Linked DNA regions of Homo sapiens: region 2 is linked to region 1. A link is a loop called in an ENCODE intact Hi-C map of the cell type or tissue named here. Cell type or tissue: mammary epithelial cell. All regions are shown on one strand. Each heading gives the region's core, and the rest is flanking DNA. Links, peaks and the distances in the headings are about the cores only.

Region 1 (15,811 bases), core at 1,172-6,171:
ATTGTGTAATTACAATTGTATTATAATTGTCAGAACCCTTGGTTGCAGGTAACAAAAACACAACTGGCTAAAAAAAGAAAGGCATAGGTTATTATTGGCTTATGCCATAGAAAGTCAGAGAGGCAAATTGCCTTTCTTGCAGTCACACAGTTATAACAGATGACAGCGGTTACATACACTCAAGTCTGTCTGTCTCTCTTGCCTCCAGGTTCATTTATTCAAATATTCCCACCCCATTGATTATTTGGCTTCCTAGGAGACTTCTGATTCACTGACCATCACACTTTTCACTGTCCAATGTAGTCATAAGATTACATGTTATTATATGTAATGAGCTAAAACCAGTGCCTGCCACCCAGTAACCACCATGTAGGGTTTGCCATTATATTATGATTATCCATTATCCCCTTCATGTTCTCACTTCCCTCCTTTCACTACTTAACTCCCATTGTCCATTATCCTAACAGTCTCTTGCAAACACCCATGGCATCCTTGCCTCTCTCTCATTCTTGGCAGGCAAAACTCCAATCCTGACCAATCCAACTTTTCACTTACTTCATATCTGCTTTGAACTTGGCAGATGAAAATTGCACAAACATTCTGATTGGTCTCACTCTAGACTCACAACTGTAGGTCTCTGGTAATTCTCTTTAATTAGAAAGTTGGCCAGGCGCGGTGACTCAGGCCTGTAATCCCAGCACTTTGGAAGGCCGAGGCGGGCGTATCACTTGAGGTTAGGAGTTCGAGACCAGCCTGGCCAACGTGGTGAAACCCCATTTCTACTAAAAATACAAAAATTTGCTGGGCTTGGTTGCGCATGCCTGTAATCCCAGCTACTTGGGAGGCTGAGGCAGGAGAATCGCTTGAACCCAGGAGGCAGAGGTTGCAGTGAACTGAGATCGCACCACTGCACTCCAGCCTGGGTGACAGAGCAAGACTCGTCTCAGAAAAAAAAAAAAAAAAGAAAGTAGACGCAATCAGAAGCTGTCTCATCTTCATGTCATCAGATCTATCAACCTGCCTGCATCTGTATCCGTATTCTTCCATACTCTCTGCCTTTCTTCTGTAACAATGGAAAAAGACTGCTCCCATTCAAGGCCAGCATGAGTAAACCTCTCTTTCCTCATTGAAGATTCCTGCAGTTATTCACTCTCTATGTTGCGCCACTTTTTCCTTCTCTATTGGATCTTTCCCAGTGGAGTATAAACGTGCACTACTCTGTCTCCCATTTTTTAAATAAAGTAAACACAAGACAGGCGTAGTAACTCACGCCTGTAATCCCAGTACATTGGGAGGCTGAAGCAGGTGGATCACTTGAGCCCAGGTGTTCGAGACCAGCTTGGCAACATGAAGAAACTCAGTCTTTTCAAAAAATACAAAAATTAGTGGGCTGTGGTGGCATGCACCTGTGGACCCAGCTACTCAGGAGGCTGAGGTGGGAAGATTGCTTGAACCCTGGAGTCAGAGGTTGCAGTGAGCCAAGATCGTGCCATTGCACTCAGCCTGGGCAACAGAGTGAGACCCCCTGGTCTAAAAAAAAAAATAAATAAATAAACCACAAAACTCTTCTAGCTGCACATTCTCCTCCATTTCTTCATTCTTCTTCTCAGAAAACTACTCAGTTTGTTTGGACTTAGAATTTCCACATCCTCATTTCCCATTCTCTCTTCAACTATCTTAAGAATCTTCCTAAATCTACACACCATTAGAACTTCTCTTGACAAGATCAAACAACCTCTGTCTCGCCAAATGCAATGGCCATTTCTTCCGCCTCATCTTAATTTGCTTCTCAGAAGCATTCAGCACAATTGACCACTCTTCTTGCCTTGATACTCTTCCTTTGGTTTTCATGGCTTCACACTTTCTTAGTTTTCCTCCTAGGACATTGGTACTCTTCACAGACTTACCTCCTCCTGGACTTCACTCTTCAATTCTGCAGTGCTCTAGGATTCAGTCTTCAGCCCTCTTCTCTTCTTTATCCACAGTCTTTCTAGGTGATCTTATCTAATTTTAATGGCTCTATTTGTTTCCTATTGCTGCTGTAACAAATTGCCACAGACTTAGTGGCTTAAAACCACACAAATTTATTCTCTCGTATTTCTGGGGGTCAAAAGTCCAAAAGGGGTCTTTCTGGGCCAAAGTCAAGAGTTTCAACAGGGTTGATTCCTTATGAGGCACTGAGGGGAAAACCCATTTTCTTGCCTTTTTCAGCTTCTAGTGGCCATCTGTATTCTTTAGTTTGTAACCCCTTCCTCCTTCTTTAAATTGTGGCACTCCAGTCTCTGCTTTTGTTACCACATCACCTTCTCCAATTCTAACTTCTCTGTCCTCCCTCTTTTTTTGTTTGTGTTTGTTTTTGTTTTTGTGATGAAGTCTCACTCTGTTGCCCAAGCTGGAGTGCAGTGGCGCAATCTCGGCTCACTGCAACCTCTGCCTCCTGGGTTCAAGTGATTCTCCTGCCTCAGCCTCCAGTGTAGCTGAGACTACAGGCCCACGCCACCATGCCTGGCTAATTTTGGTACTTTTAGTAGAGACGGGGTTTCACCATGTTGGCCAGGCTGGTCTTTAACTCCTGACCTCATGATCCGCCTGCCTCTGCCTCTCAAAGTGCTGGGATTACAGGCATGAGCCACCTCACCCGGCCAGTCCTCCCTCTTATAAGGACTGTTGTGACTACATGGGACTGCCCAGCTATCCAGGATAATCTCCTCATCTCAAGATCCTTAACTTAATCACATTTGCAAAGTCCCTTTTGCAGTATTTGTCAGTTCCAAGGATTGGGCTGTAGACATATTTGGGGAATTGTTATTCAGCCAACCGTGGTTTTAAGTACCTTACTCCCAAATTCTCATCTCCAGCTCTGACCTCACTCCTGAATTCCAGACTAATATATCTAATGACTTCTCCACTTTGTCACTTACTGTTTAATAGATGTTTTAAATGTTCCCAAACAGTATCTTTAAATCTACTGCATCTGTCACCCAATTGTTCAAAAGTAAGTTCCTAGGAGTCATCCTTGATTCTCCTCTTTTTCTCATTACTCATATCCAAACCATTAACAAGTCCTGTCAGCTCCACCTCCGAAGTATATCTTGACTTGTTCCACTTTATGCTGTCTCTACCTCGGTCCAAGTTGCCATAATCTCTGGCCCCTAGCACAGTAGCCTAACTGGTTTCTCTGCTTCTTCTCTTGAACTCTTCTCATCAACCCCGTGCAATCAATTTTTATCACAGTAGCCAGAGTGATTTTCGTTTTAAAATATAAACCATACTATATTCCTCCATATTATATTCCTCCACTGCTTTCAATTCATCAGTGCTTATCATTACACTTGGGATAAAACGCCTCACCAACCTCACCTCTCCTCCTGCTCAGTAATGGCTTAGAAAGTCCACAGAAACACAAACTTCCTTCCTACTGGTGGTCTTTGCACCAGCTATGTGCACCTCCTAGTTATTTTCTTCTCACCGTTCAGGCTTAAGCTCCAATGTTAGCTCCTAAAAGAGTCTTACCTAGCCGGGCACATTGGCTCATGCCTGTAATGCCAGCACTTTAGGAGGCCGAGGCGGGCAGATCATTTGAGGTCAGGAGATCGAGACCAGCCTGGCCAACATGGCGAAACCCTGTCCCTACTAAAAATGCAAAAATTAACTGGGTGTGGTGGCATGTGCCTGCAGTCCCAGCTATTGAGAGGCTGAGGCACAAGAATCACTTGAACCCAGGAGATGGAGGTTGCAGTGAGCCAAGATTATACCACTGCTAGCCTGGGTGACAGAGTGAGAGAGACACCATCTCGAAAAAAAAAAAAAAAAAAAAGAGTCTTACCTACCACCTCTAAAGTACCCCACCTCTTCATAACACTCACTGTCATATCACTTTATTTTCTTCACAGTACTTACCTCTGCCCAAAATCATCTTGTTTGTTTCTTATGCATTTGTTAGTCTCCCTTCTCTAGAAGAGAAGCACCGGGAGAGAAAGGATCTTGACTGTCTGTGCACCATTGTATTCCTAGCCCCTAAAGTAGCACCTGGCATGTTAGGAGGCATGTTTTAAATATTTGTTGAATGAATGACTAGCCAGAGGCAGGTCCAGATTTGTTTAACTCTATTCCATTAAAGCATAATGGAAACACTGGAATCTGGAATTTGCCCTAATTTGTGGGATAGGTCTGACTTTGGGAAAAAATACACAACTGCAGGTATGTCCAACAGGCATAGGAAAATATCAGTATGGTAAAGGCAACATGTTAGTAATTTGTATCCAAGAGAAAAGCATAGCATGAAATAAATGAGGTGTCCTAATAGACAGGTAGGAGAAACTGAAAAATTACAGCTTCTGGACTTCCTGATAGAGGAAGACTACCCTAGTAGTTCTTAACCTTTTAGGTCACAGACCTTATTAAAAATCAGATCAACATTATACATCTGCTAGAGGAGGAGGCATGTACCCATGTACAAACTAAATTTTACATGCGATTTCAGAAGGCACACAACCATCAGAAATCCAGCCTGAGAATTCCTGCCTGCTCTGGGAAAATGTAAGACTACTTAGCCCGACTCCCTACCACACAAGAAAGGGCATTCTGATGGGGATCAAGGACAGAAAGGAGTAGACTTCTAGAAAAATGATTTTCAAATTTCTTTGTTCATATACCACTTTAAATAATTTTGAAAAACTTCTAACCCCTTGCAGAAATTAAGTATAATTTTAAATGTTTGAGTCTGAATTCTAGCACCTTGTAAATATTAACATTTATTATAAAGATTTTTACATTTGAGAATCTCTTATTGATTCCCCTTGTAATACTATCTGAAACAAAAATATTTATGTGTGACTATGTATACATAAATTAAAATTCTATAATTTGTTTAATATACTAAGGCCATAGGCTCTAATTTTTCAGTTTCTTCTAGATTAACTGATCATTACAATGGTTAGTTCACAATAGTTAAAACAACCAAAATATATTACAGTTTTATGTAAAACTATTAAACAAAAAAGTAAATTTTCTTTTCTTTCTTTTTTTTTTTTTTTTCAGGTACAGAGTCTGGCTGCAGTGCAGTGGTATGATCTCGGCTCACTGCAACCTCTGCCTCCCTGGTTCAATCGATTCTCCTACCTCAGCCTCCTGAGTAGCTGGAGTTACAGGCACCGGCCACCATGCCTGGCTAATTTTTTGGTATTTTTTAGTAGAGACAGTGTTTTACCATGCTGGCCGGGCTAGTCTTGAACTCCTGACTTCAGGTGATCCACCTGCCTCAGCCTCCCAAAGTGCTGGAATTATAGGCATGAGCCACCATGCCTGGCCAAAAGTAAATTTTTAATAAAAATTTTTATTGGAGATGAACAAGACTGGGTTTTTATATTTCCCTGTATTCAAAAATAAATAATAATTTATTGTTAGAATTAAGCAGGATTCAGGATCAATTCTATTTCTATATTTTATTTTGTAAATGTAAGGACTGAGCAACCTCATTTACGTAAATAGAGGGAATGGAGAGAGTTTTGGTGTAACAATGCCACTCAGTTATTTTTTTCTTTTTCTTTTTCTTTTTTTTTTTTTGATACGGTGTTTCACTCTTGTTGCCCACGCTGGAGTGCAATGGCCCGATCTTGGCCCACTGCAACCTCTGCCTCCCAGATTCAAGGAATTTTCCTGCCTCAGCCTCCCAATAGATGGGATTACAGGCATGTGCCACCACACCTGGCTAATTTTGCACTTTTAGTGGAGACGGGATTTCACCATGTTGGCCAGGCTGGTCTCGAATTCCAGACCTCAGGTGATCCACCCACCTTGGCCTCACAAAGTGCTAGGATTACAGGTGTAAGCCACTGCACCCAGCCACCACTCAGTTCTTTGAACTCTTTTTGAGTTAAATGTGAAAAATCACACAGTTGGGAAATAATTTTTGCAAATCATATATCTGATGAGGTTCTTATATCTAGAATATCTAAAGAACACTTACAACTCAATAATAAAAAGACAACCCCATTTTTAAATGGGCAAAGGATCTGAATAGACATGTCTCCAGAGGAGATATACAAATGGCCAATAAACACATGAAAAGATGCTCAATATCATTAGCCATCAAGGAAATGCAAGTCAAAACCAATGAGATAGCACTTTACAACTACTAGAATGGCTATAATAAAAAAGATACATGACAACAAATGTTGGCAAGGATATGGTGAAATTTATTTCTTTCACTGCTGGCAGGAATGTAAAATGGTACTGCCTCTTTGGAAAACAGTCTGGCAATTCTTCAAAATGTTAAACATAGTGTTACCATATGACCCAGCAATTGCACTTCAGCTATCTACCCAAGAGAAGTAAAAACTTAGGTTCATATAAAAATCTGAACGTAAATGTCCAAAGCAGCATTATTTGTAATAGCCAAGAAGTGGAAATAACCCAAATGTCCTTCAACTGATACATAGATAAAATGTGGTATATCTGGCCAGGTGTGGTGGCTCACACCTGTAATCCCAGCACTTTGAGAGGCTAAGGCGGGTGGATCGTGAGGTCATGAGTTCAAGACCAGCCTGGCTAACATGGCGAAACCCCGTCTCTACTAAAAATACAAAAAGTAGCCGGCTGTGATGGTGGGTGCCTGTAATCGCAACTACTCAGGAGGCTGAGGCAGGAGAATCGCTTGAACCCTGGGAGGTGGAGGTTGCAGTGAGCTGAGATTGTGTCACTGCACTCCAGCCTGGGTGACAAGAGCAAGACTCTGTCTAAAAAAAAAAAAAAAGAAAAAGAAAAAAAAGTGATATATCCATACAGTGTGATAGTATTCAGCAATAAAAATAATTTTTTTTCTTTTTTGAGATAGATTCTCACTCTGTCACCCAGACTGAAGTGCAGTGGCACAATCATAGCTTATTGTAGCTTCAAACTCCTTGGTTAAAGCAATCTTCCTACCTCAGCCTCCCAAGTAGCTAGGGCTACTGGCACACACCATCATGCCCCACTAACTTTTAAACATTTTTTGTACAGACATGTTCTCATTACCAGGCTAGTCTTGAGCTCTGGGGCTCAAGTGATACTCCTGCCTTAGTCTCTCAAAGTGCTGGGACTGCAGGTGTGAGCCACCACACCTGGCGGCATCACATTCTTATATATTTTCCACCAAATTTTAGAGCTGCAGATTTTTATGGAAAAAGTCCACTGTGTAGCCTACTTATCAAAATGCTATTGTCAAACCAATTAGGTAAATCAGACTCATTTTCTGTTATAAAAACCCAACTTTGTTTTTTCCATCCAAAAAAATTAATATCATTTTGAAGAATACTGTAATAATATAATAGAATGCATCTTTTAAGATGGACTATTAAATGTAGTCAAGATTTCAATGATATATAAACAATAATTATCAATTTTTAATAATTTATTAAAATAATAAACCAATATGCTTTTCTTATTACTTAATATAAGCTAATGTGTGGCTTAAGTTATAAATTTTTGGGAAACAAGAAAAATAAAAGACCTGATATGATATTCTTTTTTTTATTATTATACTTTAAGTTTTAGGGTACATGCGCACAATGTGCAGGTTTGTTACATATGTATACATGTGCCATGTTGGTGTGCTGCACCCATTAACTCATCATTTACATTAGGTATATCTCCTGATGCTATTCCTCCCCACTCACCCCACCCCACAACAGGCCCCGGTGTGTGATGTTCCCCTTCCTGTGTCAAAGTATTCTCATTGTTCAATTTCCACCTATGAGTGAGAACATGTGGTGTTTGGTTTTCTGTCCTTGTGATAGTTTGCTGAGAATGATGGTTTCCAGCTTCATCCATGTCCCTACAAAGGACATGAACTCATCATTTTTTATGGCTGCATAGTATTTCATGGTGTATATGTGCCACATTTTCTTAATCCAGTCTATCATTGTTGGACATTTGGGTTGGTTCCAAGTCTTTGCTATTGTGAATAGTGCCGCAATAAACATACGTCTGCATGTGTCTTTATAGCAGCATGATTTATAATCCTTTGGGTATATACCCAGTAATGGGATGGCTGGGTCAAATGGTATTTCTAGTTCTAGATCCCTGAGGAATCGCCACACTGTCTTCCACAATGGTTGAACTAGTTTACAGTCCCCACCAACAGCGTAAAAGTGTTCCTATTTCTCCACATCCTCTCCAGCACCTGTTGTTTCCTGACTTTTTAATGATCGCCATTCTAACTGGTGTGAGATGGTATCTCATTGTGGTTTTCATTTGCATTTCTCTGATGGCCAGTGATGATGAGCATTTTTTCATGTGTCTTTTGGCTGCATAAATGTCTTCTTTTGAGAAGTGTCTGTTCATATCCTTTGCCCGCTTTTTGATGGGGTTGTTTGTTCTTTTCTTGTAAATTTATTTGAGTTCTTTGTAGATTCTGGATATTAGCCCTTTGTCAGATGAATAGGTTGCAAAAAGTTTCTCCCATTTTGTAGGTTGCCTGTTCACTCTGATGGTAGTTTCTTTTGCTGTGCAGAAGCTCTTTAGTTTAATTAGATCCCATTTGTCAATTTTGTCTTTTGTTGCCATTGCTTTTGGTGTTTTAGACATGAAGTCCTTGCCCATGCCTGTGTCCTCAATGGTAATACCTAGGTTTCCTTCTAGGGTTTTTATGGTTTTAGGTCTAACATTTAAGTCTTTAATCCATCTTGAATTAATTTTTGTATAAGGTGTAAGGAAGGGGTCCAGTTTCAGCTTTCTACCTATGGCTAGCCAGTTTTCCCAGCACCATTTATTAAATAGGGAATCCTTTCCCCATTGCTTCTTTTTGTCAGGTTTGTCAAAGATCAGATAGTTGTAGATGTGTGGCATTATTTCTGAGGGATCTGTTCTGTTCCACTGGTCTATATCTCTGTTTTGGTACCAGTACCATGCTGTTTTGTTTACTGTAGCCTTGTAGTATAGTTTGAAGTCAGGTGGTGTGATGCCTCCAGCTTTGTTCTTTTGGTTTAGGATTGACTTGGCAATGTGGGCTCTCTTTTGGTTCCATATGAACTTTAAAGTAGTTTTTTTCCAATTCTTTTTTTTTTTTTTTTTTTTTGAGACAGAGTCTTGCTCTGTTGCCCAGGTTGGAGTGCAGTGCTGCGATCTCGGCTCACTGCAAGCTCCACCTCCCGGGTTCACACCATTCTCCTGCCTCAGCCTCATGAGTAGCTGGGGTTTCAGGCGCATGCCACCACGTCCGGCTAATTTTTTTTATTTTATTTTTTAGTAGAGACGGGGTTTCACCGTGTTAGCCAGGATGGTCTCGATCTCCTGACCTTGTGATCCACTGGACTGGGCCTCCCAAAGTGTTGGGATTACAGGCATGAGCCACTGTGCCTGGCCCAGTTTTCTCCAGTTCTGTGAAGAAAGTCATTGGTAGCTTGATGGGGATGGCATTGAATCTATAAATTACCTTGGGCTCTATGGCCATTTTCACGATATTGATTCTTCCTATCCATGAGCATGGAATGTTCTTCCATTTGTTTGTATCCTTTTATTTCATTGAGCAGTGGTTTGTAGTTCTCCTTGAAGAGGTCCTTCACATCCCTTGTAAGTTGGATTCCTAGGTATTTTATTCTCTTTGAAGCAATTGTGAATGGGAGGTCACTCATGATTTGGCTCTCTGTCTGTTATTGGTGTATAAGAATGCTTGTGATTTTTGCACATCGATTTTGTATCCTGAGACTTTGCTGAAGTTGCTTATCAGCTTAAGGAGATTTTGGGCTGAGATGATGGGGTTTTCTAGATATACAATCATGTCATCTGCAAACAGAGACAATTTGACTTCCTCTTTTCCTAACTGAATACCCTTTATTTCCTTCTCCTGCCTGATTGCCCTGGCCAGGACTTCCAACACTATGTTGAATAGGAGTGGTGAGAGAGGGCACCCGTCTTGTGCCAGTTTTCAAAGGGAACGCTTCCAGTTTTTGCCCATTCAGTATGATATTGGCAGTGGGTTTGTCACAGATAGCTCTTATTATTTTGAGATACGTCCCATCAATACCTAATTTATTGAGAGTTTTTAGCATGAAGTGCTGTTGAATTTTGTCAAAGGCCTTTTCTGCATCTATTGAGATAATCATGTGGTTTTTGTCTTTGGTTCTGTTTATATGCTGGATTACGTTTATTGATTTGCATATGTTGAACCAGCCTTGCATCCCAGGGATGAAGCCCACTTGATCATGGTGGATAAGCTTTTTGATGTGTTGCTTGATTCGGTTTGCCAGTATTTTATTGAGGATTTTTGCATCAATGTTCATCAGAGATATTGGTCTAAAATTCTCTTTTTTTGTTGTGTCTCTGCCAGGCTTTGGTATCAGGATGATGCTGGCCTCATCAAATGAGTTAGGGAGGATTCCCTCTTTTTCTATTGATTGGAATAGTTTCAGAAGGAATGGTATCAGCTCCTCCTTGTACTTCTGGTAGAATTCGGCTGTGAATCCGTCTGGTCCTGGACTTTTTTTGGTTGGTAAGCTATTAATTATTGCCTCAATTTCAGAGCCTGTTATTGGTCTATTCAGAGATTCAACTTCTTCCTGGTTTATTCTTGGGAGGGTGTATGTGTCAAGGAATTTATCCATTTCTTCTAGATTTTCTAGTTTATTTGCATAGAGGTGTTTATAGTATTCTCTGATGGTAGTTTGTATTTCTGTGGGATCAGTGGTGATATCTGCTTTATCATTTTTTATTGCGTCTATTTGATTCTTCTCTCTTTTCTTCTTTATTAGTCTTGCTAGCAGTGTATCAATTTTGTTGATCTTTTCAAAAAACCAGCTCCTGGATTCATTGATTTTTTGAAGGGTTTTTTGTGTCTCTATCTCCTTCAGTTCTGCTCTGATCTTAGTTATTTCTTGCCTTCTGCTAGCTTTTGAAGTGTTTGCTCTTGCTTCTGTAGTTGTTTTAATTGTGATGTTAGGGTGTCAATTTTGGATCTTTCCTGCTTTCTCTTATGGGCATTTAGTGCTGTAAATTTCCCTCTACACACTGCTTTGAATGTGTCCCAGAGATTCTGGTATGTTGTGTCTTTGTTCTCATTGGTTTCAAAGAACATCTTTATTTCTGTCTTCATTTTGTTATGTACCCAGTAGTCATTCAGGAGCAGGTTGTTCAGTTTCCATGTAGTTAAGCTGTTTTGAGTGAGTTTCTTAATGCTGAGTTCTAGTTTGATTGCACCGTGGTCTGAGATACAGTTCGTTATAATTTCTGTTCTTTTACATTTGCTGAGGAGAGCTTTACTTCCAACTATATGGTCAATTTTGGAATAGGTGTGGTGTGGTGCTGAGAAGAATGTATATTCTGTTGATTTGGGGTGGAGAGTTCTGTAGATGTCTATTAGGTCCACTTGGTGCAGAGCTGAGTTCAATTCCTGGGTATCCTTGTTGACTTTCTGTCTCACTGATCTGTCTAATGTTGACAGTGGGGTGTTAAAGTCTCCCATTATTATTGTGTGGGAGTCTAAATCTCTCTGTAGGTCTCTAAGGACTTGCTTCATTTATCTTGGTGCTCCTGTATTGGGTGCATATATATTTAGGATAGTTAGCTCTTCTTGTTGAATTGATCCCTTTACCATTATGTAATGGCCTTCTTTGTCTCTTTTGATCTTTGTTGGTTTAAAGTCTGTTTTATCAGAGACTAGGATTGCAACCCCTGCCTTGTTTTGTTTTCCATTTGCTTGGTAGATCTTCCTCCATCCCTTTATTTTGAGCCTATGTGTGTCTCTGCACGTGAGATGGGTTTCCTGAATACAGCACACTGATGGGTCTTGACTCTTCATCCAATTTGCCAGTCTGTGTCTTTTAATTGGAACTTTTAGCCCATTTACATTTAAGGTTAATATTTTTATGTGTGAATTTGATCCTATCATTATGATGTTAGCTGGTTATTTTGCTCGTTACTTGATGCAGTTTCTTCCTGGCCTCGATGGTCTTTACAATGTGGCATGGGTTTGCAGTGGCTGGTACCGGTTTTTCCTTTCCATGCTTAGTGCTTCCTTCAGGAGCTCTTTTAGGGCAGGCCTGGTGGTGACAAAATCTCTCAGCATTTGCTTGTCTGTAAAGTATTTTAATTCTCCTTCACTTATGAAGCTTAGTTTGGCTGGATATGAAATTCTGGGTTGAAAATTCTTTAAGAATGTTGAATATTGGCCCCCACTCTGTTCTGGCTTGTAGAGTTTCTACCGAGAGATCAGCTGTTAGTCTGATGGGCTTCCCTGTGTGGGTAACCCGACCTTTCTCTCTGGCTGCCCTTAACATTTTTTCCTTCATTTCAACTTTGGTGAATCTGATAATTATGTGTCTTGGAGTTGCTCTTCTTGAGAAGTATCTTTGTGGTGTTCTCTGTATTTCCTGAATCTGAATGTTGGCCTGCCTTGCTAGATTGGGGAAGTTCTCCTGGATAATATCCTGCAGAGTGTTTTCCAACTTGGTTCCATTCTCCCCGTCACTTTCAGGTACACCAATCAGACATAGATGTGGTCTTTTCACATAGTCCCATATTTCTTGGAGGCTTTGTTAGTTTCTTTTTATTCTTTTTTCTCTAAAGTTCTCTTCTTGCTTCATTTCATTTATTTGATCTTCCATCACTGATACCCTTTCTTCCAGTTGATCGAATCGGCTACTGAGGCTTGTGCATTTGTCACATAGTTCTCGTGCCATGGTTTTCAGCTCCATCAGGTCCTTTAAGGACCACTCTGCATTGGTTATTCTAGTTAGACATTCATCTAATTTTTTTTCAAGGTTTTTAACTACTTTGCCATGGGTTCGAACTTCCTCCTTTAGCTCGGAGAAGTTTGATCATCTGAAGACTTCTTCTCTCAACTCATCAAAGTCATTCTCCATCCAGCTTTATTCCATTGCTGGTGAGGAGCTGCGTTCCTTTGGAGGAGGAGAGGCACTCTGATTTTTAGAATTTTCAGTATTTCTGCTGTTTTTTCCCCATCTTTGTGGTTTTGTCTACCTTTGGTCTTTGATGATGGTGACGAACAGATGGGGTTTTGGTGTGGATGTCCTTTCTGTTTGTTAGTTTTCCTTCTAACAGTCAAGACCCTCAGCTGCGAGTCTGTTGGAGTTTGCCAGAGGTCCACTCCAGACCCTGTTTGCCTGGGTATCAGCAGCGGAGGCTACAGAACAGCGGATATCGGTGAACAGCAAATATTGCTGCCTGATTGTTCCTCTGGAAGTTTTGTCTCAGAGGAGTACCCAGCCATGTGAGGTGTCAGTCTGCCCCTACTTGGGGGTGCCTCCCAGTTAGGCTACTCGGGGGTCAGGTACCCACTTGAGGAGGCAGTCTGTCCGTTCTCAGATCTCAAGCTGCGTGCTGGGAGAAGCACTACTGTCTTCCAATCTGTTAGAGAAGGACATTTAGGTCTGCAGAGGTTTCTGCTGCCTTTTGCTTGGCTATGCCCTGCCCCCAGAGGTGAAGTCTACAGAGGCAGGCAGGCCTCCTTGAGCTGCGGTGGGCTCCATCCAGTGCGAGCTTCCTGACCGCTTTGTTAACCTACTCAAGCCTCAGCAATGGTGGGCGCCCCTCCCCCCAGCCTTGCTGCCACCTTGCAGTTTGATCTCAAACTTCTGTGCTAGCCATGAGTGAGGTTCCGTGGGCATGGGACCCTCCGAGCCAGGCGTGGGATATAATCTCCTGGTGTGCTGTTTGCTAAGACCATCAGAAAAGCACAGTATTAGGGTGGGAATGACCCGATTTTCCAAGTGCCATCTGTCACCCCTTTCCTTGGCTAGAAAAGGGAATTCCCTGACCCCTTGTGCTTCCTGGGTGAGGCGATGCCTCGCCCTGCTTTGGCTCACACTTGGTGTGCTGCACCCACTGTCCTGCACCCACTGTCCAACAGTCCCCAGTGAGATGAACCCAGTACCTCAGTTGGAAATGCAGAAATCATTCGTCTTCCACGTCGCTCACTCTGGGAGCTATAGACTGGAGCTGTTCCAATTCGGACATCTTGGAACCCTGATATGATATTCTTTTAGTAATTGTGTGTGTGTTGAACTCTTCTGTTGTAATTTTATGAATAATTAAATAAGTATCAAATATAAAAATCATAAATGATTCCATTAATTTAGTTGGAAATCATAATAAAAAATTTATTATATATTTAAGAAAAGATATACACTTTTCTTATATATTTAAGGAAAGATAAACACATAAATATATACACTAAATAATATATACACTAAAAGTGATTGGCTCTTGAACCCGGGAGGCAGTGATTGTGGTGAGCCAAGATGGTGCCATTGCACTCCAGCCTGGGCAACAAGAGCAAAACTCTGTCTCAAAAAAAAAAAAAAGTGATTGGTCTGGGACTAGCATATAATTTAATTTTTTGTTAATAAGAAGTAGAAACTATTAATCATGTTATAGAATAAAATAAGTTGGTGATCGATCATAAATATTTCATATGGTTTTATAAATACATTGTACCTTATTGAATAAATAACTGAATCTAAAAAAATAAGTTTAACAGTAAGTTCTGTTTACAATATGTTTTGAAAACTTGGTAGTACTAAAATATCTTCCCATTGCACAGAAAAGAATCACCTTCACTAATTTTGTCTAATTTGGCTTTTGTGAAGTTTTTTTTTTCTTATTCCTCATGCTAGGGATGAGTAGTATTGAGAATATCTGAAAAGAGCTGCTTAGTTTAAAATACTTGAGAAGAGGTCTTTGGGTCATTCAGTCTTCCTACTGCAGGTCACTTAGCTTCACTCTCACAGCACTCTCCTTCCAGAACGATGCTTTTTTTTTTTTTTTTTTTTTTTTTTTAACAGCAGACTGATATAAAAGAAAGTCATTAAACAAAAACTGCCTTACTTTCACCACTCTACTTACCTTATACTTATATTCAGAACCTCCAAGGAAGAGTCAGAATATCCTTGTTTTTTTCTCCCTTAACAGAAATATTTAAAAGGCAAGGAACACCAGAAAGATCTATAGGTTCAATTGCCTTATTAATCATCACAGTTTCCTGCAAATCAATATTTTGGTATTTGTTGTTGTTGCCCAAGAGGTTTTTTTTCTATTACCCAAGGCACTGCATCACAGCACATTCTAGGATAGATAAAGGCTATGAAATTGGGAGAATGTCTGATGTGAATGTTAGCACATCCTCAGGCAAACTGGTGTTAGGAAAAAGTACCTATAAAAATTAAAGATCTGGAAGGGCCCAGTGGCTCAGGCCTGTAATCCCAGCACTTTGGGAGGCCGAGTTGGGTGGATCACCTGAGGTCAGGAGTTCGAGACCAGCCTGGCCAACATGGTGAAACCCTGTCTCTCTTTAGTAAAAATACAAAAATTAGCCAGACGTAGAGGTGGGTGCCTGTAATCCCAGCTACCGGGAGGCTGAGGCAGGAGAATCACTTGAACCCCGGGGGTGGAGGTTGCAGTGAGCTGAGATCACGCCACTTCACTCCAGCCTGGGTGACAGAGAGAAACTCCATCTAAAAAAATAGAAATAAAAAAATTAAAACTCTGGAAACAGATTTATATTTACTTGTATTTATTTTTCTGCCCAGAGGCCATGCTAATTTTCTGTCATCCCAATTTTAGAATATGTGCCGCCGAAGCGAGCACTGGAAACGGATATTCTTAAAATGAAGCTTTTCGGTGTACCACTTGACAAGTTTTCACAGACCTGAGTCACATTACATGGGCCACAGTTTGGACAACTCTAGTCTAGGAAACAGAAAGTGGGGCCGCAGCTCTGGTCGTGGTTGGAGCTTTTTGGTCGGGGGAGGATTAAAGGGATTATTCTCAATAGCTGAACTAAGGTAATTTCTGTTGGATTGACTACTCAGCCTTGGAA
Region 2 (15,811 bases), core at 4,844-9,843, 57 kb after region 1:
AACATTTTTTCCTTCATTTCAACCTTGGTGAATCTGACAATTATGTGTCTTTGGGTTGCTCTTCTCGAGGATTATCTTTGTGGCGTTCTCTGTATTTCCTGAATTTGAATGCTGGCCTGCCTTGCTAGCTTGGGGAAGTTTTCCTGGATAATATCCTGCAGAATGTTTTCTACCTTGGTTCCATTTTCCCTGTCACTTTCCGGTACACCAATCAAATGTAGATTTGGTCTTTTCAGTAGCCCCATATTTCTTGGACTCTTTGTTCATTTCTTTTCACTCTTTTTTCTCTAAACTTCTCTTCTTGCTTCATTTCTTTAATTTGATCTTCAATCACTGATACTCTTTCTCCCTCTTGATCAAATCGGCTTTTGAAGCTTGTGCATGTGTCATGAAGTTCTTGTGCCATGGTTTTTGGCTCCATCAGGTCATTTAAGGTCTTCTCTACACCCTTTATTCTAGTTAACCATTCATCTAACCCTTTTTCAAGGTTTTTAGCTTCCTTGCGATGGGTTAGCACATGCTCCTTTAGCTCAGAGAAGTTTGTTACTACTGATCTTCTGAAGCCTACTTCTGTCAACTCATCAAACTCATTCTCCATCCAGTTTCGTTCCCTTGCTGGCAAGGAGCTGTGATCCTCTGGAGGAGAAGAGGTGCTCTGTTTTTTGGAATTTTCAGCTTTTCTGCTCTGGTTTCTTCCCATCTTTGTGGTTTTATCTACCTTTGGTCTTTGATGTTGGTGACCTACAGATGGGCTTTTGGTGCGGATGTCCTTTTTGTTGATGTTGATGCTATTCCTTTCTGTTTGTTAGTTTTCCTTCTGACAGTCAGACCCCTCAGCTGCAGGTCTGTTGGAGTTTGCTGGAGGTCCACTCCAGACCCTGTTTGCCTGGGTATCACCAGTGGAGGCTGCAGAATAGCAAATATTGCTGCCTGATCCTTCCTCTGGAAGCTTCATCCCAGAGGGGCACCCACCTGTTTGAGGTGTCTGTTGGCCCCTACTGGGAGGTGTTTCCTAGTCAGGGTACTTGGGGGTCAGAGACCTGCTTGAGGAGGCAGTCTGTCTGTTCTTGGAGCTCGAACGCCATGCTGAGAGAACCACTGCTCTCTTCAGAGCTGTCAGACAGGGACATTTAAGTCTGCAGAAGCTGTCTGCTGCCTTTTATTCTACTATGCCCTGCCCCCAGAGGTGGAATATATAGAGGCAGTAGGCCTTGCTGAGCTCCAGTGGGCTCTGCCCAGTTAGTGCTTCCCTGCCTCTTTGTTTACACGGTGAGCTACCCAAGCCTCAGCAATGGTGGATGCCGATGGAGGGGAGTATGTCTTAACCACAAAGGCAACTGTTTGCAGATCTCACATGATGCTAATTTATCCTGACTCAGCCCACCCTAATTGTCCTTATACCTGACTTATAATTCAAGTATTTTGGTTTTCTACTGGTTTTAGGGATATTGTTAAAATTTCTTCAAGTCCACATTTACCCATTCACTAACCCTATCCACAAAATATTGACAAACTGAGTATTTGAAGAGTATTTGCCTTGCTTTACTTTTATCTGGTACACCTGTCTCCCTATCCTCAAATTCACATACAACAATTCCATATGCCACCTAGTCCATCAAAACAATGGCTTCTACAACTGCCACTTCCCTACATTCTCAGCTTTCAGCTGCAAATGAATTAGTACAAAAAAATTGCTTCATTATTCTACACCATTGCTCACACTGTCTGTTCTGTCCTCTGTTGAAGACCCTTTGCTTTATGCCCAGTTCTTTCTTCTCCCAACTCCCTTGAACTTGAACATTGTGATAGTCAGTGTTATGTGTCAGCTTGACCGGGCTAAGGGATGCCCAGGTAGCTGGTAAAACCTTATTTCTGGACGTGTCTGTGAGGGCGTTTCTGGAAGAGATTAGCATTTGAATCAGCAGCTGAACAAAGAAGATCCATCCTCCCCAATAGGGGCAGGCATCATCCAACTGGTCGAGGGTCTGAATAAAACAAAAAAGTAGAGGCAGGGCAAATCTTCTTCCTTTTTTAGCTGAGACATCCATCTTTTCCTGCCTCAGACATTGGTGCTACTCGTTCTTGGGACTTCAGCCTCAGACTGAGGCTTACATCATCAGCTTTCCCTGGTTCTCAGGCCTTTGAACTGATGTTGAATCACTATACCAGCTTTCTTGGTTCTCCAGCTTGCAGATGGAAGATTGTGGGACTTGGCCTTCATAATCACATGAGCCAATTCCTATAATCAATCTCTGATATTGTTTGAATATTTGTCCCCTCCAAATCTCATGCTGAAATGTGATACCGAGTGTTGGAGTGGGGCTTGGTGGGAGGTGATTGGATTATAAGGGTGGGTCCCTCATGAAAGGTTTAGCACCGTCCCCCTGGTGATGAGTAAGTACTTGCTCTGATTCATGTAAGATCTGGTTGTTTAAAAATGTGTGACACCTCCTCCCTCTGTATCTTGCTTCGGATCTCACCATGTGACATGCCAGCTCCCTCTTTACCTTCTGCCATGATTGGAAACTTCCTGGGGCTTCACCAGAAGCAAATGTTGGAGCCTGCAGAGCCATGAACAAATTAAGTCTCTTTTCTTTGTAAATTATCCAGCCTCAGGTGTTTCTTTGTAGCAATTCAAGAACAGCCTGATACGATCTCTTTGTCTCTCTCTATATGAATATATATGCAGTCACTGTGCCACATAATACATTTCAGTTAACAAACAGCATGTTCAACAATGGTCCCATAAGATTATAATACTGCATTTTCACTGTAACTTTTCTATGTTTAGATACACGATTACTTACTATTGTGTTACCAATGTGTATGGTATTCAGTACAGTAACATGTTTGTAGCCTAGGAGCAATAGGTTATACCAGATAACTTGGGTGTGTAGTAGGCTATACCATCCAGGTTTCTGTGGGTACACTCTGTGATGTTCACACAATGACAAAAGTGCCTAACAAAGCATCTTAGAATGTATCCCCATCATTAAGCAATGTAGTATTGTATAGCTATATACTATTGGCTCTACTTTTCTAAAGAGCCCTGACTAATACAGCCGTCAAACTGTTTCTTGCTTCTCACATCTGACCTCACCCAGGACTTCATTCTTTCAGGCTTACCCTGTGCCTCATGGCTACAGGGGGAAACTTATCTACGTTTTATGCTCTGGCTAGACTAAACTATTTCTTCCCTCTGCATAGGCTATTTCGTCTGCCTGGAATGACCTTCTTTGTCTTTGCTTTCCTGGAGAATGCCTATTTCTCCTAAATAGCTCATATTTTGCATATGCAAAGTTTCCCTCATCATTGCCCTCTTCCTCAACCCAAATTAACCACTGCTCATGGTGAGCTATTATGATACCTTGACATTACTTCTGTTGATTATCATACTACAGTAGTCCCCCTTATCCACAGTTTAGCTTTCAGTGATTTTGTTATAAGTGGTCAACTGTGGTTGGAAAATATATGGGAAATTCTAAAAATAAACAATTTATTAACATAAGTCTTAAATTTTCCACCACTCTGAGCCGCATGATGAAATCTTGCACCATCCTTCTCCGTCCTGCCCAGGATGGAAATCCTCACTTTGTCCAGCAGATCCACACTGTTGACACTCCCTGCCCCTGAGTCACTTTATTTGCCCTCTCTGTTATCAGATCGACTGTCACAGTATCACAGTGTTTGTGTCCACGTCACCCTTAATTTACTTAATGATGGTCCCACAGTGAAAGAGTGGTGATGCTGGCAATTTGGATATGCTGTCAAGTGCTTATGTTAAGTAAAAAGGTAAAAGTTCTCAGACTACTAAGGGAAAAAACTCATATGCTAAGGTTTCTAAAATCTACAGTAAGAATGAAACTTCTATCTGTGATATTGTGAAGAAGGAAAAATAAATTTGTGCATCGTATAGACAGAGTTTGGTAGTATCTGTGGTTTCAGGCATCCACTGGGGGTTTTGGAATGTATTCCCCATGGATAAGGGAGGACTACTGCATATAGAAATTATTTGTTTATGGGTCCACTTCTCCATTCTATTTGGATTTCTTGACATCAAGGCTACATAATGCTTAGGACATATTAGGCCTTCATTTGTTTATTCATTCTTTAAAAAAATATTAATAGACGACCTTATATGTTCCTGTTCTCACAGAGCAAAGGGGAAGGTGAAGGCAGAAATAGCTGTTTTGTGCACATGCATTTTAAGTCAAACTGCATTACAACTTGACCTGATTGCCTTTCTTTTAATTCTGTGATTGACCACTGCTCTTCAAAAAGGCCTTGATGGAGGCCTCATTCGAGTTCAGTGGTTCTCGATTCCTGTGTTTGCTTTGACTTTTCCTTAATAAACAAAACCAAAACTCCAAATGGTCAGTGACAGGCATAACCTTGTGTACCTGAGCATGGTAATGTGTCATTTTACCTCAACTTGGTGTTTTTCACTTAGGAAAAATTTTTGGTCATTATAATCCAGGATTTTTAAAAAAAAATACACCAATTTTTTTAAAATTAGAGAAAATTTAAGACTGAGACATTTAGTCATTTTTCTTGAAAATTTTGTTTTAAAGTTTTTTAAAAAGTTGTTCTCAGCAGAGCTGGCATAGGAGGCAGACAGTGTGGTTTGGTTTGGGGCAGAGGGGCCTGTGGATTCAAGCACATGGAGGTGTGCCAGCCACAGCTTCCTTCCTTCCTCCCCCAGCCTTTGGCGTCACCATTGAGACTGCCCTCTGGCTCAGACCAGAAAGACAGCCACGGTGAAAAAGCCTGGTTCCTAGGATGGGAGGGAAACTGGCCAAATCTGTTTAGACTGTAATGACAACACCAAGAACTACTTTATCACAGTTGCTCATCAGGAGCAAAGGAGGTTGCCTGGGGTTGGGTGAGGAGGGGGCTGGTAACTGTAAATGGGCACGAGGGATCTTACTGAGGGATGAAAATGATCAAAAGCTGATTTATGGTGTGTGGTTGCACAACCTGGTAAATTCACTAAGAACAAAAAACAAATCATTCAGGCCGGGCTTGGTGGCTCATGCCTGTAATCCCAGCACTTTGGGAGGCCAAGGCAGGCAGATCACCTGAGGTCAGGAGTTCGAGACCAGCCTGGCCATCCACCTGAGGTCAGGAGTTCAAGATCATCTTTTGGTAGAGATAGTGAAATCCCATCTCTACCAAAAAAATAAAAAACTCAAAAAACAAAAAGCACAAAACAAAAATTAGCCAGGTGTGTGGTGGCATGTGCCTGTAATCCCAGCTACTCAGGAGGCTGAGGCATGAGAATTGCTTGAACCTGGGAGGCAGAGGTTGCAGTGAGCCGAGATCGTGTCGCTGCACTCCAGCCTGGGTGACAGAGCAAGACTTATTTCAAAATAATAATAATAATAATAATAAGTGAAGGCCGGGTGTGGTGGCTCATGCCTGTAATCCCAGCACTTTGGGAGGCTGAGGTGGGCAGATCACGAGGTCAGGAGATTGAGACCATCCTGGTCAACATGGTGAAACCCCGTCTCTACTAAAATACAAAAAATTAGCCAAGCATGGTGGTATGTTCCTGTAGCCCCAGCTACTTGGGAGGCTAAGGCAGGGGAATCACTTGAATCCGGGAGGTGGAGGTTGCAGTGAGCAGAGATTATGCCACTGCACTCCAGCCTGGCGACAGAGCAAGACTCCATCTCAAAATAAATAAATAAATCGTTCAACTGTACACACTTGAGATGGGTAAATTATATGATATGCAAAATATACATCAATACAGTTATATAAAAAGCAGGGTGTACAATAGTGTATTTAATATGCTACCATTTAAATGAAAAAGTGGGAAACCAAAAAGAAAGGCAAAAAAGACTGAACTTTAATGAAAAGGTATGCAAAAAAATAAATGCTTTCAGTATCTCCGGGCTTAGTATTAACGTGCCAAAATATGAGCACAGGTCCTGGGGGTGGTAGCCTAGGGGGAGAAGGGCAATGAAGGATATCTGTACTGCTGGTCTCCACGGGTGCTGCGCTGGAGGCTTTGGTGGGATGCCTCTCTCTCAACATACTGTGGACTGTACATGAAGCTGTCCTGCAGGCAATTTGATTTCATGTGTGATCCAGCTAAAGCTCTATATGCCACATCAGCAAATGGGAAGGGGGCAGGAGCATACTTGGGTATCATCAGGTGGGCAGCATTAGCGTACGAGGGCTGAGGGGCAGGCCTTTGACAAGGTCAGGCGTTGGGGGTGAAATAACCTCCCCAGAAGGACATTATTCTGAGGGGCGCACAGCCGTATAAAAACATGTTCAGACAATGCCATTAGGGGAGCATGGCTGTCCACAGCAAACTGGACAGGAAAAAGAAGCAGTAACCCATGCTGTCCTTGGTGATCTTCTCTCCAGAGACTTCTGCCTGGAGTTTGGTGACCTGGCCTTGGAAGACATTGTAGAGAGAAGTGCCCAAGGGGTGAGTTTGGGGAAGAGATGTGCCAGTATAAGAATTCAGGTTTGATGATTATTATTTGTAGACGTTGAATTTATTTCACATTTTTGTTTCATGGAGCACAAACATGTTCCCTTTTAAAAAGTCACTGGTAAAGGATTGGAACAATTTACCCTGACTGTATACTGGAGACCCCAGGCACAGATCTACTGAACGACCTGGCCAGAGTCAAGGCCATTCACTAAGGACAGGACCAAAGTCATCATTACTGAAAGTTTTGTGAAAATATCTTTTTGTTTTCTTTTCAAATATTCATATATGTTCACTATTACTTTGAAAAAAAAAAAAAGCCAGATTAGTCCCTTAGAGTCCCTGGACTCTGGCCTTCTTTATTATACTTTGTTTTCAGCCAATTCTAACTTGCTAAGAGGCCAACCCTGATTTCATATGGTATTTACCTTCCTATAAACTGCAGGAACAGACTAAAATTTAGTACTGATTATTTTTAAAGGCTATTTTTTTCAGTTTATAAACCTAAAGGCTGTATTTTAGTGATAAGTAATGAATTGAATAGTGTTCCCCCCAAAATTCATGCTCATCCAGAACTTTCAGTGTCACCTTATTGGGAAATATCACCTTTGCAGATATAATTAATTAAGATGAGGTCACACTGGATTAGGATGGGCTTTAAATCCAATGACTGGTGTCTTTATAAGAGAGAGGAGTGGGAGATTGAGACCCAGAGATACAGAAACACACACAGGGGGAAAAAAAAAGGCTATATGAAGATGGAGGCAGAGCTTGGAACGATGTAGCCACAAGCCAAGGATTGCCAGCCGCCACCAGAACCTGGGAGAGAGGCATGGAGCAGATTCTCAGGCAGAGGCTCCAGAAGAAATCAGCCCTGCAGACACCTGGATTTCAGACTTGCAGCCTCCAGAAATATGAGCTCATACATTTCTGTTGTTTTAAGCCACCAGCTTGTGGCAGTTTGTTTTGGCAGCCCTAGGACACCCACACAGCACACATTTCAAAGTTGCCTTTACTTGAGCAACCCTGCACACCCAGCAGCCTGAGAGACTGTGTTGAAATGTGGAGCAGATCGTGCTGCAGCTCTGCTCAGAGAAGGGGAGTCGATGGAATGGTATGAATGCTGCATGATCTATGCCACCCCCTGCCCTCTCTTACTTCCTTTCGTGTCTTTTTTGCCACACATGCCTTTTTGATATTTTCCCAGCACACCTCATGCCCTTTGCTTTTGTGTTCATTCTGGAATGTTCTTTTGGTGATATACAGACAGCTCCCTAGCTCACCTCACCCAGCACCTATTTAATAAGACTTTCCCTAACCTCTCTATTTAACATCACCACCAGTATCCCTTAGGACCCTTGCAGCTTAATTTTTCTCCTTAGCACTTGTCACTGTCTAGTAGATTATATATTTTACTTATTTATTTCATGGATTGTCTGTCCTCCCCAACAGACAGGGATTTGAGTCTGTTCTGTTCACTACTATATCCCCAGCACCTATGTGCCTGCCACATAGCTGACGCTCAATAAATATTTGTTGGATGAGTGAATGCATACATCGTTGTGCAATTGTACTTTTATGTTTATCTATGACATGCCTAATTTCTGGATACCTTGCATAGGAATAGCTTCCAGAGCTAGCATTAGAACTTATGCTACTGTTTTGGATCCTTGACTTCCCTCCAAAGCTGGACATTTGGCAGCCCAGAGCAAAGAGCATCTGGTGTTCCTAGTACCCATGCTGTGTGCCAACAGAATTAGTATGGTTCTTGGAGGTTGGTGGATTAGTCTGCTTAGGCAAAAAAAAAAAAAAAAAAAAAACACCACAAACTGAGTGGCTTAAACAGCAGAAATGTATTATCCCACAGTTCCGGAGGCTGGAAGTCTGAGATCACAGTGTCAGCCTGGGTGGGTACTAGGGAGGGCCTCTTCCAGGTTGCAGTTGGCCACTTTCCCCCTGTGTCCTCACATGGGGGAGAGAGAGCAAATTCTATGATGTCTCTTCTTAGAAGGGCATTAAGCCCATCAGGAGGACTGTACTTCATGATATCATCTAACCCTAATTACCTCCCAAAGGCCCCATCTCCAAATATCATCACATAGGGGGTTAGGGCTTCAACCTGTAGAATTTTGGGATGGGGGACATAATTCAGTCCTCAGCAGTTAAGTTTCCTGAAACCATCAGTGTCACATCCAGTAATATGGGGCTAAGTAGGCCTTTGTGCAGTAATATCTTCTCTAACAAAAATGAATATAGAATTTTAAATACTAAATTCTTTGGAGTAATATAGGCTATATCTCATTCATATATTGACAACCACCTGAATACAGAAACATATCAATCGTTGATGACATATATGCAGAACCTGTATACACTGAATTATTTACCTCCCACTCTGCATGTTGTGGTGAGTGGTTTAACATGCAACCTAGGGTAGGTTGGAGACACAAATGAATCTCCCTTCTCCTTTCCCTCTAAGATGCTCTAATCTTAAGAATGTGTGCTGTTAACAAGGACAGCACCACAGGTTCTGTATCTCTCAAGTGTCCCTCCAGCATGCCCCAGTGTGAAGCCTTCCTACTCCACAGCAGATGTCTCAGCTGTGTGTCACCCGTTCAGGATGGCTGGGTAGGAGGGTGTGGATGAAGTCACTGCCAATCGTCCCTGCTATGAGAACAACCTAAAACACATGCCCTCCAGACTGTGGGTTAATCATATGCATTTCCTCATAATAATGAAAAGTGGCTTTCGAGGCAGGAAATCAGCTTGGCATCATCAAGTTACGTGACCGTGGGCAAGTCATTTATCCTCTCTGGGACTTGGTTTTCTCAAATTTGTCGGGTCAGCTTCCTTCTAAATTAATATTAAATTGTGACAATGGCCTGTTTTTGTGAAGTGAGGAAAAATAACATATAACCCACAAAGCAGAGAAAAGGGAAGGGCCAAGATGGATTACAATGCACTCATTTTGGAGAAAAAGGCAGATTGAGGGGCAGACCCCATTGCATCTGGCTGGAACTCAGAGAACAATTTATGGTGGGCTCTGTTCCTCCTGCACCTACTCCAAGCTCTGCTGTGTCCCTCCACTCTGCTATGTGGATCCTGGCGGCTACAGAATTTTATGTGCCTGAGGGGAGCATCTGGGCTTCTGAAAATGGCTAGAAATCAAAATAATAGAAATTCTGGGATACATAGAGCATTCTGAGCACCATACGCAAATTTTATGAGGAAAGGAATATTTGCCTTCTGGGAAATCCCTGAGAACGTCTAGCTGCCTTTTGGCAAGGCCACGTGGACACAGGAGCCGGTCACTTGAGGATATGGTCCGGGATGGGATCATCTATGTTCTGTAGGATCTTCTTTAGTTTGGTGCTTTCCAAGGACAGCACAAAATCATGCCTTGGATTGTAGTACTGTGAACACATCTGCCACTCATTTCTATATCCCAAGAAATCAAAATTGAAAGTAGTCACCTGAATGTTGACTATAACTTTTGTATTTCTTTAAAATGAGGTTTTGTTTGCTTTTAAATTTCCGATTTGGAAAGGTCATCTTTAAGTCCTCTGATTCTGAACCTAACTGCATGTTAGAATTACCTGGGGATGGAAGGGTGGATTTAAAATACATATACCTAGGCCCAATCCCCAGAGATTTTGGTATCATAGGTTTGATGGGAGCCCAGCATGATCTTGGAAGCAACTCCACAAGGTTTAAAGACATTGGTAAAAATGATGGCACTAGAAAGTTAGCTATAGGAGGAAATGCACAGAGAACACATATGGATCAATTCTGTAAAAGTCCAGCTTTTATTTTTGACCTATGTGTATGTGTTTTTATGGTTTAAATTGATTCTCCATAGCAAGTAGTTATATTACTTCAATTGAAAAGCTGAGGTAAAACAAAACTTGAGACTTTTTTTTTTTTTTTGAGACTGAGTCTCGTTCTGTCACCCAGGCTGGAGGTGCAGTGGTGCAATCTTGGCTCACTGCAAGCTCCACCTCCCAGGTTCATGCCATTCTCTTGCCTCAGCCTCCCAAGTAGCTGGGACTACAGGCACCCGCCACCACGCCTGGCTAATTTTTTTGCATTTTTAGTAGAGACAGGGTTTCACTGTGTTAGCCAGGATGGTCTCGATCTCCTGACCTCGTGATCCGCCTGCCTCGGCCTCTGAGACATTTTTATAAGAAGTAAAATAAACTCCTAATTTCCTCTATCCTACCCTGAGCAACTGTTTTTATTTTCCAAATTGTCTTCTAGTCCTCCACTAGCTCGTCTATTTTTGTATATTTATAATCACAACATAAATGTCATTTAAAAAATACTGCTTTTTAATTTAAGGTTTACCAAAATATTTTTGACATTTCTGCCACTTCCTAGTGTCCTTTTTAATGATCACATATAGGACATCTTGTTGATGCACTATGCTTTTCTAAGTCATTTTCCTGTTGTAGAAAATGATTTTGCTTTCAGATTTTGGCTGCTATAGATAGTGTTAAAATCTTTGTGCAACTGGATTTTTGCTTTTGTGGAATTAGTTCTTATGGGTAAGTTCCTAGGAGCAGGATTGCTAGGTCAGAGCGACAGAACAACTGTGCGGTTCTTGCTAAATGTTGCAAAAAAGGCAATTTTAAAATACTATGAATATATTTGCTTAGGTATAGAAAAATAGGTCTTGTTATAGTAGTATCAGGCCTGCATAAGCTGGATGAGGGCTGAGTGTACTCCAGTGTAGGAAGTCTTAGAGACATTTGAAGGCAAATACAGGTTTCTACAAGAATCTGAAATTAACAACGTTTTAGTCAGTTTTTATACATACAAGTCAATGGAAATGATATGATTTCCATAGGAATTTTGGAAGATTCTCATGACTATTTTATCTTAATAAAATAAGACTGTACACTCAAAACTTCATTTGAATGGTTGTTCTCCACACTATAGATCATTGCACTCCTCATGGGAATTTTAATAAAAGAGAAATAGCTGCTTGCTTTTGTGGTCATTTGGTATCCAAAACTAAATTACATTTCTTGCTCATAGAATGATGTAGAAAAAAGTATTAAATGAATGAATGTATAATTGTTCTGCTCATTGTTTTTATTTTTATTTATTTATTTATTTTTGAGACGGGGTCTCACTCTGTTGCACAGTTCGATTGCAGTGGTGCAATCTCGGCTCACTGCAACTTCTGCCTCCTGGGCTCAAGTGTTCCTCCCACCTCAGCCTCCTGAGCAGCTGGGACCACAGGCTCATACCACCATGCCCAGCTAACTTTTTTCTGTATTTTTTTGTACAGATGGGGTTTCACCACGTCGCCCAGGCTGTCTATTTTTAATATAATAAAAGATACCCGATCTTCAGATTGACTAATCAAATTAAAGAGAATTAAAGTACTTTTAAGAATAAAAACCTAATATTATAGTCCATGATCAGTTCACTACACACAATTTCCCACACCTCATTGCTTAATTTAAAAATTCAAATAATAATGGTAATAATATAAAATCAATGTCAGTTTAACAATTGCCTGTTGCCGGTGCTGGAGAGGATGTGGAGAAATAGGAACACTTTTACACTGTTGGTGGGACTGTAAACTGGTTCAAACCATTGTGGAAGACAGTGTGGCAATTCCTCAAGGATCTAGAACTAGAAATACCATTTGATTCAGCCATCCCATTACTGGGTATATACCCAAAAGATTATAAATCATGCTGCTGTTAAGACACATGCACACATATGTTTATTGTGGCACTATTCACAATAGCAAAGACTTGGAACCAACCCAAATGTCCATCAGTGATAGACTGGATAAAGAAATTGCGGTAGTTTTTGGCTAGCCAAGATGGCCGAATAGGAACAGCTCCAGTCTTCAGCTCCCAGCGTGAGGCACACAGAAGACAAATGATTTCTGCATTTCCAACTGAGGTACTGGGTTCATTTCACTGGGGATTGTCGGACCGTGGGTGCAGGACAGTGGGTGCAGCACACCAAGTGTGAGTCGAAGCAGGGCGCGGCATCACCTCACCTGGGAAGTGCAAGGGGTCAGGGAATTCCCTTTCCTAGCCAAGGAAAGGGGTGACAGATGGCACCTGGAAAATCGGGTCACTCCCACCCTAATACTGTGCTTTTCTGATAGTCTTAGCAAACAGCACACCAGGAGATTATATCCCACGCCTGGCTTGGAGGGTCCCATGCCCATGGAACCTCACTCATTGCTAGCACAGCAGTCTGAGATCAAACTGCAAGGCGGCAGCAAGGCTGGGAGGGGCGCCCACCATTGCTGAGGCTTGAGTAGGTAAACAAAGCGGCTGGGAAGCTCCAACTGGGTGGAGCCCACTGCAGCTCAAGGAGGCCTGTCTGCCTCTGTAGACTCCACCTCTGGGGGCAGGGCAGAGCCAAACAAAAGGCAGCAGAAACCTCTGCAGACTTAAATGTCCCTGTCTGACAGCTTTGAAGAGAGTAGTGGCTCTCCCAGCACGCAGCTTGAGATCTGAGAATGGACAGACTGCCTCCTCAAGTGGGTTCCTGACCCCCGAGTAGCCTAACTGGGAGGCATCCCCCAGTAGGGGCAGACTGGCACCTCACATGGCCAAGTACTCCTCTGAGACAAAACTTCCAGAGGAATGATCAGGCAGCAACATTTGCTGTTCACCAATATTCGCCGTTCTGCAGCCTTTGCTGCTGATACTGAGGCAAACGAGGCCTGGAGTGGACCTCCAGCAAATGCCAACAGACCTGCAGCTGAGGGTCCTGACTGCTAGAAGGAAAACTAACAAACAGAAAGGACATCCACACCAAAACCCCATCTGTACGTCACCATCATCAAAGACCAAAGGTAGACAAAACCACAAAGATGGGGAAAAAACAGAGCAGAAATACTGAAAATTCTAAAAATCAGAGCACCTCTTCCCCTCCAAAGGAACGCAGCTCCTCACCAGCAACCGAACAAAGCTGGATGGAGAATGACTTTGATGAGTTGAGAGAAGAAGGCTTCAGACAATCAAACTTCTCCAAGCTAAAGGAGGAAGTTCGAACCCATGGCAAAGAAGTTAAAAACCTTGAAAAAAGATTAGACGAATGGCTAACTAAAATAACCAATGCAGAGAAGTCCTTAAAGGACCTGATGGAGCTGAAAACCACGGCATGAGAACTACATGATGAATGCACAAGCCTCAGTAGCTGATTCGATCAACTGGAAGAAAGGGTATCAGTGATGGAAGATCAAATGAATGAAATGAAGCAAGAAGAGAAGTTTAGAGAAAAAAGAATAAAAAGAAACTAACAAAGCCGCCAAGAAATACAGGACTATGTGAAAAGACCAAATCTACGTCTGATTGGTGTACCTGAAAGTGACAGGGAGAATGGAACCAAGTTGGAAAACACTCTGCAGGATATTATCCAGGAGAACTTCCCCAATCTAGCAAGGCAGGCCAACATTCAGATTCAGGAAATACAGAGATCACCACAAAGATACTCCTCGAGAAGAGCAACTCCAAGACACATAATTGTCAGATTCACCAAAGTTGAAATGAAGGAAAAAATGTTAAGAGCAGCCAGAGAGAAAGGTCGGTTACCCACAAAGGGAAGCCCATCAGACTAACAGCTGATCTCTCAGTAGAAACTCTACAAGCCAGAAGAGAGTGGGGGCCAATATTCAACATTCTTAAAGAAAAGAATTTTCAACCCAGAATTTCATATCCAGCCAACTAAGCTTCATAAGTGAAGGAGAAATAAAATCCTTTACAGACAAGCAAATGCTGAGAGATTTTGTCACCACCAGGCCTGCCCTAAAAGAGCTCTTGAAGGAAGCACTAAGCATGGAAAGGAACAACTGGTACCAGCCACTGCAAACCCATGCCACATTGTAAAGACCATCGAGGCTAGGAAGAAACTGCATCAAGTAACGAGCAAAATAACCAGCTAACATCATAATGATAGGATCAAATTCACACATAAAAATATTAACCTTAAATGTAAATGGGCTAAATGCTCCAATTAAAAGACACAAACTCGCAAATTGGATAAAGAGTCAAGACCCATCAGTGTGCTGTATTCAGGAAACCATCTCATGTGCAGAGACACACATAGGCTCAAAATAAAGGGATGGAGGAAGATCTACCAAGCAAATGGAAAACAAAACAAGGCAGGGGTTGCAATCCTAGTCTCTGATAAAACAGACTTTAAACCAACAAAGTTCAAAAGAGACAAAGAAGGCCATTATATAATGGTAAAGGGATCAATTCAACAAGAAGAGCTAACTATCCTAAATATATATGTACCCAATCCAGGAGCACCCAGATTCATAAAGCAAGTCCTTAGAGACCTACAAAGAGACTTAGACTCCCACACAATAATAATGGGAGACTTTAACACCCCACTGTCAACATTAGACAGATCAGTGAGACAGAAAGTTAACAAGGATATCCAGGAATTGAACTCAGCTCTGCACCAAGCAGACCTAATAGACATCTACAGAACTCTCCATCCCAAATCAACAGAATATACATTCTTTTCTGCACCACACCTCACTTATTCCAAAATTGACCACATAGTTGGAAGTAAAGCACTCCTCAGCAAATGTAAAAGAACATAAATTATAACAAACTGTCTCTCAGACCACAGTGCAATCAAACTAGAACTCAGGATTAAGAAACTCACTCAAAACCACTCAACTACATGGAAACTGAACAACCTGCTCCTGAATGACTACTGGATACATAACAAAATTAAGGCAGAAATAAAGATGTTCTTTGAAACCAACTAGAACAAAGACACAACATACCAGAATCTCTAGGACACATTTAAATCAGTGTGTAGAGGGAAATTTATAGCACTAAATGCCCACAAGAGAAAGCAGGAAAGATCTAAAATTGACATCCCAACATCACAATTAAAAGAACTAGAGAAGCAAGAGCAAACACTTCAAAAGCTAGCAAAAGGCAAGAAATAACTAAGATCAGAGCAGAACTGAAGGAGATAGAGACACAAAAAACCCTTCAAAAATCAATGAATCCAGGAGCTGGTTTTTTGAAAAGATCAATAAAATTGATACACCGCTAGCAAGACTAATAAAGAAGAAAAGAGAGAAGAATCAAATAGATGCAATAAAAAATGATAAAGGGGATATCACCACCGATCCCACAGAAATACAAACTACCATCAGAGAATACTATAAACACCTCTATGCAAATAAACTAGAAAATCTGAAGAAATGGATAAATTTCTGGACAAATACACCTTCCCAAGACTAAACCAGGAAGAAGTTGAATCCCTGAATAGACCAATAACAGGCTCGGAAATTGAGGCAATAATTAATAGCTTACCAACCAAAAAAAGTCCAGGGTCAGATGGATTCACAGCCGAATT

The links. Peaks named below come from ENCODE experiments on the same cell type or tissue, not always from the same donor. Only the 100,000 strongest peaks of a DNase experiment are listed, where the experiment ranks them.
Region 2: a loop joins it to region 1, with 4 times the contacts of the local background. A loop is called at or near these places in 6 of 110 quality-filtered maps.

The regions. Positions count from the first base shown.
Region 1 is chr13:51,565,180-51,580,990 of GRCh38, reverse strand. It overlaps the pseudogene RNU6-65P. Among named protein-coding and RNA genes, the nearest start is that of WDFY2, 11 kb to the left of the region's middle. In mammary epithelial cell, for the core only: no CTCF peak of the experiment used is centred there; DNase peaks (open chromatin) are centred at 3,080 and 4,070; H3K4me3 peaks cover 815 bases; H3K27ac peaks cover 2,012 bases.
Region 2 is chr13:51,512,308-51,528,118 of GRCh38, reverse strand. No RefSeq gene overlaps it. Among named protein-coding and RNA genes, the nearest start is that of MIR4703, 32 kb to the left of the region's middle. In mammary epithelial cell, for the core only: no CTCF peak of the experiment used is centred there; a DNase peak (open chromatin) is centred at 7,428; H3K27ac peaks cover 1,095 bases.